Regions from separate parts of the Mus musculus genome. Here regions 1 and 2 are each linked to region 3. Evidence: chromatin contacts called from ENCODE Hi-C or POLR2A ChIA-PET data. All regions are on one chromosome and are shown on one strand. The core of a region is the stretch at or near the end of the contact, and the rest is flanking DNA. Distances in the headings are between cores, read along the strand shown.

The links. Hi-C counts contacts between places; a loop is a spot of excess contacts on that map. ChIA-PET counts read pairs that join two places held with the same protein, here RNA polymerase II (POLR2A).
Region 1: POLR2A ChIA-PET joins it to region 3 with 14 read pairs in Patski. The contact joins the enhancer-like site here to the promoter of Tnrc6c in region 3. POLR2A ChIA-PET finds 5 or more read pairs at or near these places in 3 of 5 experiments (Patski and embryonic stem cell).
Region 2: a loop to region 3 is called in a map of heart, with 7 times the contacts of the local background. The contact joins the enhancer-like site here to the promoter of Tnrc6c in region 3. A Hi-C loop is called at or near these places in 2 of 37 maps with a recorded cell type or tissue (gastrocnemius and heart). POLR2A ChIA-PET finds 5 or more read pairs at or near these places in 4 of 5 experiments (Patski and embryonic stem cell).

Annotation. Positions count from the first base shown.
Region 1 is chr11:117,728,222-117,730,928 of GRCm38, forward strand. The region is part of intron 5 of Tnrc6c (trinucleotide repeat containing 6C); the gene reads left to right. Among named protein-coding and RNA genes, the nearest start is that of Tmc6, 51 kb to the right of the region's middle. Within about 2 kb of position 1,429, at least 2 of the 3 ENCODE cell types and tissues checked have a DNase peak (open chromatin) inside an H3K27ac peak, as active enhancers do.
Region 2 is chr11:117,556,286-117,558,985 of GRCm38, forward strand. The region is part of intron 1 of Gm51933 (a long non-coding RNA gene); the gene reads right to left. Among named protein-coding and RNA genes, the nearest start is that of Gm51933, 11 kb to the right of the region's middle. Within about 2 kb of position 1,256, at least 1 of the 3 ENCODE cell types and tissues checked has a DNase peak (open chromatin) inside an H3K27ac peak, as active enhancers do; it is gastrocnemius, where a contact is called at or near this core.
Region 3 is chr11:117,652,940-117,655,639 of GRCm38, forward strand. It overlaps Tnrc6c (trinucleotide repeat containing 6C), which reads left to right and starts at 1,350. Exons shown (of 22, transcript NM_198022.2): 1 at 1,350-1,747.

The DNA of each region.
Region 1 (2,707 bases), core at 179-2,678, 75 kb after region 3:
AAAGTACTTTGAGAAGAGTTAGTACTTTAAAATGCCACCACAAGCTGGAGGTGCTGCCTCATGGCTTTAATCCCAGGGGTCGGGAGGCAGAGGCAGGAGAATCTCAGACTTTGGAGGAAACCTGGTCCACACAGCAAGCTCCAGGACATCGTAAGGGCCTATCTCAAAAGAGAGGGGAGGAGGCACCACCGTGGCCCTCATAGCATGAAGTAGTCCCATCAAATATGCACATGTGTGCATTCAGGTGTAAGTGTGTGCACGTGTGTATGGAGACTGGAGGGGAACACCTAAGAGGTGGTGACCCATGGGACTGGAGCTTACCGGTTTGACTAGATTGGATCTTCCCATCTTTTCAGTACTGGGATTATAAGAGCTCACTGTGTAACTGTATTTTATGAAAGCACACATGACTACCAAATTTAAAAGCAGAAAGGTGTACTATTGACTATTTCTTCTAAATGCAAAACTTGGCTTCCCAGACCCTGTGTCCCTGCCTTCAGCTTCTGGAGTCTGCATATTCTTAAAGGTATAGCAGTATCATAGAAGCTTCTGTGAATTTAGATACCATTAACAAAGACAGTGTTTTTCCTATCTGTAGGCCCAAGAAACGGCCAAGTTCGGTGTATGGTATAGCATGTGATGGTGTCATGTGTTTTTCTTATAGTGTCACTTTCCTCTCCCACGGGAACAGAGTGGCCACACTTTGCCCCACATTCCCTATGGTATTGAAATCTCAGACCTAAAACAAGCTACCTCAGAATTGCAAGTAACCAGAGCCTGTGTTTTTGTAAGCTTGTTGTGAAGCTGTTCTTTGACCCCAGAGAAGTAGCAAGTAGGATTCCAAACAGACTGCTGGATGACAGCCACAGCAGCTGCCAAGCTGGATCAGACAGGCTGAAGCACAGGCATAGGCTTTTCATGACTCCACTCAGATCCTTCATTCCAGCAAAAGCATCCATCACTTTTAGTGGTTAACCATGTTTTTGCTGTTAATAAAACTTGGTATTTTATAGGAATTCTGCTTTTCTTTGACCTGTGCTAGTTTTATGTAATTTCTATTTATGTCAGAAAATATGGCTTCTCCATGAACATAGTTTTGTGTGTTCAGTCTTACAGGGGTAAATGATACAAAACAGTTTTGCCCGGTTCTTATATTGATAGTGAGTTTCCGGGAGTCTATTTAAAACCCATGTGGGTTAGGAAATTCTTTGTAGTTTGGCTAACTAGCTTGTTTGGACCTGACCCAGCCTCACTTTGGGGTTAGAACAGTGGTACTAGCCTGAAGAAATGTCCCTGTACCTGTCATCAGATTCGCAACTGCTGTGGAGCTCTCACAGGCTATGCTGACACAGGATACAAAGTCACAGCTCTGTACTACACTTGACAGTGTTTCCTCCTGGTTGCTGATTGTGTGTCAGGCTGTCTGGCAGAACCTGAAGCTGTTACATCATCTTGCAACCTCTAATGGGGAATGGCTGAGAACAAGAAAGAGTTAAGTCAGAAGTTATTTGTTTTAAAACAGATTCTGAAAAATGCCAGGCAGCCTGATTATCTAGTGTACTTGGAGATGGGTATTCCATAGCACTTAATTAGCTTGCAGGCACACAAGAAGCAGTAAATATTAATAAAACAGAACAGCAGTACTGTTCAGGGTACTGTCCTCAGTGATAGCTGGGTCTCAAAAGTGCTACTGTAGGATTTGGATTAGGTTTTGTTCTGTTGCTGTTGGGTAGGTTTCTGATTTCTACACAGGCTGGCCTCAGACCTGCAGCTGTTGTCTTTCCTGGCTGTTTAATTCAGCCCTGAGCATCGTCGTTTCACCCAAATGCTCTGGTCACTTTTAGAGGGATTGGTGTTGGGGAAAGATGCTTGCAGAGGGCAGCATAGAGATAGATGATCCAGACAAGATCAGGGACCTCCCCCACCTCCTGTTGGCTATTGTCCAACAGTGAGTGAAGTCGCAGTTTGTCATGTTCTGGAACCTGTAGACGATGTACCAAAGTAGAATAGTAGCTCCCTGTGAGGGTCTTGAAGTCTGAGCAAGGGAAGAGTGCTCTGGAGAAGCTGATTGAAGAGACCTCTGCACCCTACCTGAGGCGGCTGAGACAGGTTTGAGGCTGCTCACCAGGTTGGCAGTTGGCGATGGTCTGGAAAGGCTGACTTTGCACTTGGGTCCACTGCTCCTTGTTCCAAAGCTTTCTTTTCAGACACAAATATGAGAAGGTTTTATAGACTGAGCTTAGGTGAGTTAACTACGGAAAAGCCATGTCTCATTCACTATACTGAACCTCGGGAGAGCTTGACTTCGGCCTAGGTGGGGGATTGGTGCCTTCTTAGAGCGTCAAAAGCTAGAGAACAGTGTCCTTGCTCAAGCTTCAAGACCTCCCTCCAGGGAACAGTGAATCAGAGGGGCTGTGACGCCTCTGCTGTTTTGACACCAGGACTCTAAAATTAGCCTCCAGTCACCAGCCAGAGGGAGTCCATTTTCAGCAACATTGCAATAGTTTTTTAACAGAAGAGAGGACTTTTGTCCTTTTTGTAGCTATGGACAGGGAGGAGAATTCTGCTTTCCTGTATTTTATAGGACTGTGGGATTAGTGTATCTGTACAGAATTGGGAAAGGTGCCTAAATATGAAAGCCCGTGAACCTCATACACAGGCTTCCACCGCAGGACATTTATTTAAAAATAAATAAATGGGTGGCAGT
Region 2 (2,700 bases), core at 6-2,505, 97 kb before region 3:
TTGCACACACACAAACACACTCTTATACACACATGCACACTCACACATGCGTGCACATACGCAAAGGAATACACAGGCAAACACACATATATACACTCACACAAACACACATGGGCACACACTGAGCACATACTCACATAGGCACTCAGGCACACAGGCTCACTCTCTCTTTCATACACACACACCACCACCACCACTACCACCACCACCACCAACAAGCTGATCTTTACCTTGTCTGTGGAAGGGTTTTGTTGTTGTTGTTGTTGTTGTTGTTGTTGTTGTTGTTGTTGTTGTTGTTCAGAGTCTCAGGTAGCCCAGGGTGGTAAAGAGCCTGCTCTGCTGGAGCCCAGTCCTCTGGCAGACCGAAGACAATCAGACTGAGTTTGGAGACACATCTATAATCCCAGTTCTCAGGAAGTTGGGGCTAGCCTGGGCTACACAGCAAGACCCTGAGCCAAAATGAAAGGCAGAAAACAGGATCATTAAGAGCTATGCTTTGCATAAGTTATGTACAGTATGGCCCAGACAACCACAGAAGAACCATGTAATAAGCATAGCAAAACAATGCCTTTTAGACATGTAAAAATAGCTTAGTCAGGAACCCACTGTACCCAGGGCTGCACCCAATCACCCAATAACCAGAACCCAGTAACATCACTCACTCAAGACAACCAGACACAATCCTAGAACCCCACTGGACAGTACATAAGCAGAGACCAAGAACAATGGTCTGCTCTGCACATCTGGTGAGACAACACTTTGATTTGCCCTGCAGCTGGAGAGTCTGCCCCAGGATCCTGACCCTCGCTCTGTTAGGGGCTGGGTCTGACCTTCGCCCAGGTGAGCAGTCTTGGAGAGAGAGGCTTAGGACCATAGTTATGAATTTCGAGTGTGATCCTTGTGTGATGGCCCTCAGCACAAATAAAATAGAACTTCTGTTATAGCAACTCCATGTATCTACCTGTTTCCTCGTGAGAAACGGGCTGTCTACGGGAGCATTAGCCAAAAGCCAGCTTTACGATGGCCACAGGGCATCAGCCATCTAGATTCAGTTCCCAGAAGTACTTGGCACAAGGACTCCAATGAACTAGGTTAGCTCAGAAAGACTCTCCTGTCTCAAGCCCAGCCTGCCAGTCTCAGGTCTCAAGACCTGAGACTCATCATAGCCCAGGTCCACGAGAGACAGAAACGTCCACACACTGAACACCACACTCTAGGCTACACGGGGCCATCTGGACAGCCAGGCAGTGAGTGCGCAGGCCACAAGGCCTGGAGCCAGGTACACTACCCTATCCAGCCTGAGCAGGCTCCTCCTTCCAGAACCAGCCCTGTCCACTCTCCTCAGCCACAACCCTCCCACTTCAGGGCTACCAAGCAGCTGGAGGAGGAAACTCCACCCTGAGTTTCCATTGTTTTTACAAAAAAGCCAAAAAGGAAAGATTGAAATGGGAACAGTGGCCTCTGGAGACTCGTGACTTGTTCTTTAACCCTTCTGATTCGATTGGCCAGGCGGACTCCTGGGGTGGGGTCCTGGCCATCGGCCCTCAGCTCTTCATTAGCCTCCTACTCTGAAGGCTCGGGAGCAGGACCAGTAGGGACTGGATGGGACATCCGAGAACCAAAAGGAGAAAGAAACCCCCAGACTTCAGAGGTAGGACCATCCCCAGATACCCTGACCCAGGATTCCTGGCCTGCAACTCCCGTGACACATAGCCAAGGTTCTGATTAGAAAATCTGCCCTGTCATCTCCATAGCTGTGAGGGTCCTGTTGGTCACACTTCCTCTCTCCACAAGTGAAGCCCTCCTTCTTGAAGAAACCTGAACCCTCAAGCCAGCCAGCTGGGATCATCATGAATTCCCTGAGCTGAATGGTCAGTGCCTTTCCAGCTTCCTATGAGTCACTACTAGGCCGGGTAGGAAGCAGTTCTGGGAGTGGGGCTGATCCTCCGCCCTCCTCCGATGGCCCAGGAGAGCTGGCGTCTGAGGCCTGTGAACTTTGGCAATGTACTGCTCCTTCGCCAGTCCAGCCCGGCATCTCCTGGTTCTCTGTCTGCCTGTGCTCAGCATGTGGAGTCTTTCAGCTTCTGTCCCTGTTATTGGGGAGGCCAAGTGACTGGTAGTGTTGGCTCAAAGCGGTGTCTCCCTGCCAATACCTCTGGAGAAGTTCAAAGAAGAGGAAAGACAAACGCCATCGTGGCTCATTAGGCATCCACTGCAAAGTGTGTGTGTGTGTGTGTGTGTGTGTGATGGTTTATATATACTTGGCCCAGGGAATGGCACTATTAGAAAGTGTAGCCTTGTTGGAGTAGGTGTGTCACTGTGGGTGTGGGCTTTAAGACCCTCATCCTAGCTGCCTGGAAGTCAATATTCTGCTAGAGGCCTTCAGATGAAGACGTAGAACTCTCAGCTCCTCCTGTACCATGCCTGACTGGATGCTGCCATGTTCCTGCCTTGATGATAATGGACTGAACCTCTGAACCTGTAAGAGTTGCTTTGGTCATGGTGTCTGCTCATAGCAGTAAAACCCTAACTAAGACAAGTGGGTGATGCCAATGGTAACTTGTTCACAGGCCCTGGATTCTTGCTTGTTGTAGCATCTATTTAATCTCAAATTGGGGGTTTCTACTCTGCCTTTGATCATTCAGTCCCCAGATAAAAGACACATTACTTTTATTTACCACGGGCCTTTAATGCACTAGT
Region 3 (2,700 bases), core at 100-2,599:
TTCCAAAAGATATAGCCCACCTTTTCTAGTGGTGTTAGGATATCTAAGGTAGGAAGAGATCCTTATTGTGCCAGGCTAAGTAAGCTCGAGGGGAGGGGACGATCACAAAGAAAGCTGGAAGAGAGGAGAGGTCATGGTCACAAAGTCAATGAATGGCAAGGACAAATGCTAAATGACGTCATTTTGGTTCAATATTCCAATAACTGAAGTTTTACAGTGTTGTTTGCACCCAGACTCTGGGCTCCTCATGGATTTAGCAATCTACCTAGTGCATGCTGTGTAACTGCAGGATGCTATTTGTGCTCCTTCCTGGATCATGTGATAATATCTGGACTTTTGAGACACAAAAGATACAGGTTCTCAGCAGTCAAGAATTAAACTGAAGTCAATAAAATGCTGAATAGAAAAGGCAGAAGTCTCTGTGAGAGCCACATCTGCCATCAGATCTTTCTAGGGGATATGGGTTTGCAGGATGAAAAATACACAACAGACGTTTGAAGCCGACTTCGGAGAGTAAGTAAATCTGACGACCAGAAGGCTTAAAATATAATAGAAAGAAAGGAGTGTACAGAGCTCACGGGACCCTGAAGGGAAACGAGAGCAGCAAGTCTGTTGTGTCCCTTTTCTCCACAAACATTTCAAAACATGACACTGGCGGCAGCAAAACTGCATCTCGAAGGTACTACTAGAGCGTTGTCTCTTCTTCCAGACGGGAACACATAGACAGGGAATGGCCTCTTACAGCACTGACAACTTTCAGAAGCATCGCGGATCTACCAGAACATCAGGGTCGGGAGTGGTGGTGGAGAGGAATTAGGCTCCTTCCATCACCCTCTGTGGAGAAAAATATGAGCTTTCAAAATCTTCCCGTGGCTTGAACAGAAACTTGAAAGGGACTCTACGGAGCGCACAGTGCTTCGGACCTTACCCACCAGATTATTACGTATATGTATACCAAGGAGGAGCCAAAGAATGGAGGACCACCGCGGGCTTCCCAGAGCCAGGAAGAAAATGCGGGGTGTGTAGTCTCAGCCCAGGGCTTGGGGTGGGCAGGTTGCGTTCGCTGTAGGGTGGAGTAGCTGCGGGGAAAGCAGGCCTCCCCAGGGGGCTGCTTTGCAGCCGGGATTGTTTGGCTCGCGTCAGAGCAATCCCCGGGGAGCCTCTGAGCGAAGGAGGGGGCCAAGAGGATGCCGCGAGGAGCGCGCAGCGAGCTTCTAGGCCGCGTCCCGCGCACGTACGAGTGTGCACCGTAGGGAGGTACAGGGCGTGTGCACGGCACGGGCCGGAGGCGCGCCAGTGCGTGCGCCAGGTTCAGGGCGCCGCTGCGCAGAGGGCCAGCGCCGCCGGGCGAAAACGCTGCGCAAACCCGGGATACGGCGGGGCGCAGAACCGGAGAACGGAGGCGGCTACGCAGAACTGAATCTGCGGCCCTTTGGTGCGCAAGCTAACGCGGAGTCACAGTGCCCAAAAGCGTGAAGGCAAGCGGCCACGGGAGAATTCCGCACGGCTCTCCGCATTGACCGGGAAGGAGCGTCAGCTCCGAGGAAAGGCGCGCGTCCGAGGCGCGTGAAGAACGCGCAGCTCGCACCCCCGCGCGCTCCACGCGCGGTCTGGACGACCACAGCGCGGGCGGGTATTAGGGGAGAAGGAGGAGGCGTGGTCTTTTCGTGACGAACCAATGGGATCGGGAGCACTGCCTGGAGGCGGAGCTCAGGATCAGGGCGCTGATTGGCCATTCCGCCCTCCGGTATGCAGATGCGGTGGGAGTCACGTGCCGGGGGCCGGTACGACTTCCTGTTGGAGGCCCACGCGGGGCGGGGCCGGGGGCGCGAGCGCCGCGTCTGGCTGGAGCGGGGGGAGGGGGGTTCTTGTCAGTTAGAGCAACAAGATGGCCGCGGTGGCAGCTCCGCACCTCAGCGCGACGGCCCCGGGAGCCGCAGCCGCCGTCGCCGTCCGCGTCGCCGTGCAGCCCTGAGAGCCGCCGGGTCACCCCGGCCGCCCCCGTGACAGGCGGTCCTCGCGCCGTCGCGCTCCCGCCGCCGCCGCCGCGGGCCCGCTCGAGCCGGAGCCTGAGGCGGAGGGAGCGGAGCGGCCCCGCGCCCAGCCGCCCATCGCCGTCCCCGCCTCAGACCCGGGCTGCGTCCGAGCCGCGGCCCGCCGAGACTTAGGAGCAGGGCGCGTCGCGGCGTCGCGGGCACTGGACCTGGACCTGCCGGGACGTGCCGCCGCCCACCCGCCGCCCGCGCCCGGACTCGATCCTGCGGCGCCGGCACTGAGCGGGCCCCCGCCGCCGGAGCGCCCCCGAGGGCCCCGGGCGGCCGAGAGCGACCTCTCCACCGCCAGGCCCGCGCCGCCGGAGCCCCGCGGAGCCGCCGCCGGGGACGGAGCCCAGGTGAGAGCGCCACCGCCGCAGCGCCCGGAGGTCTTCGGGCCCTTTGTTCGGCCGAGCCGGAGCGCGGCGGCCCCGAGCTACCCGCGTGCGGCGCCGGCCGGGGTTGACGGGCGGAGGAGAGGCACGGACTGCGAGCTCCTGGCCGGGCGTGCGACATCGGGATGGGGACCCAGGGGTCGGACACTTAGCCGTTCCCCCCAACCCCCGCGCTCGCTCTCTCGTTCTCTTAAAACTAATGCAGTGGTGGATGATACCCGCTCCCCTTGCATGGTCCCCTGCAGACCGTGCGTTCCCAAAGGGTGGCATAC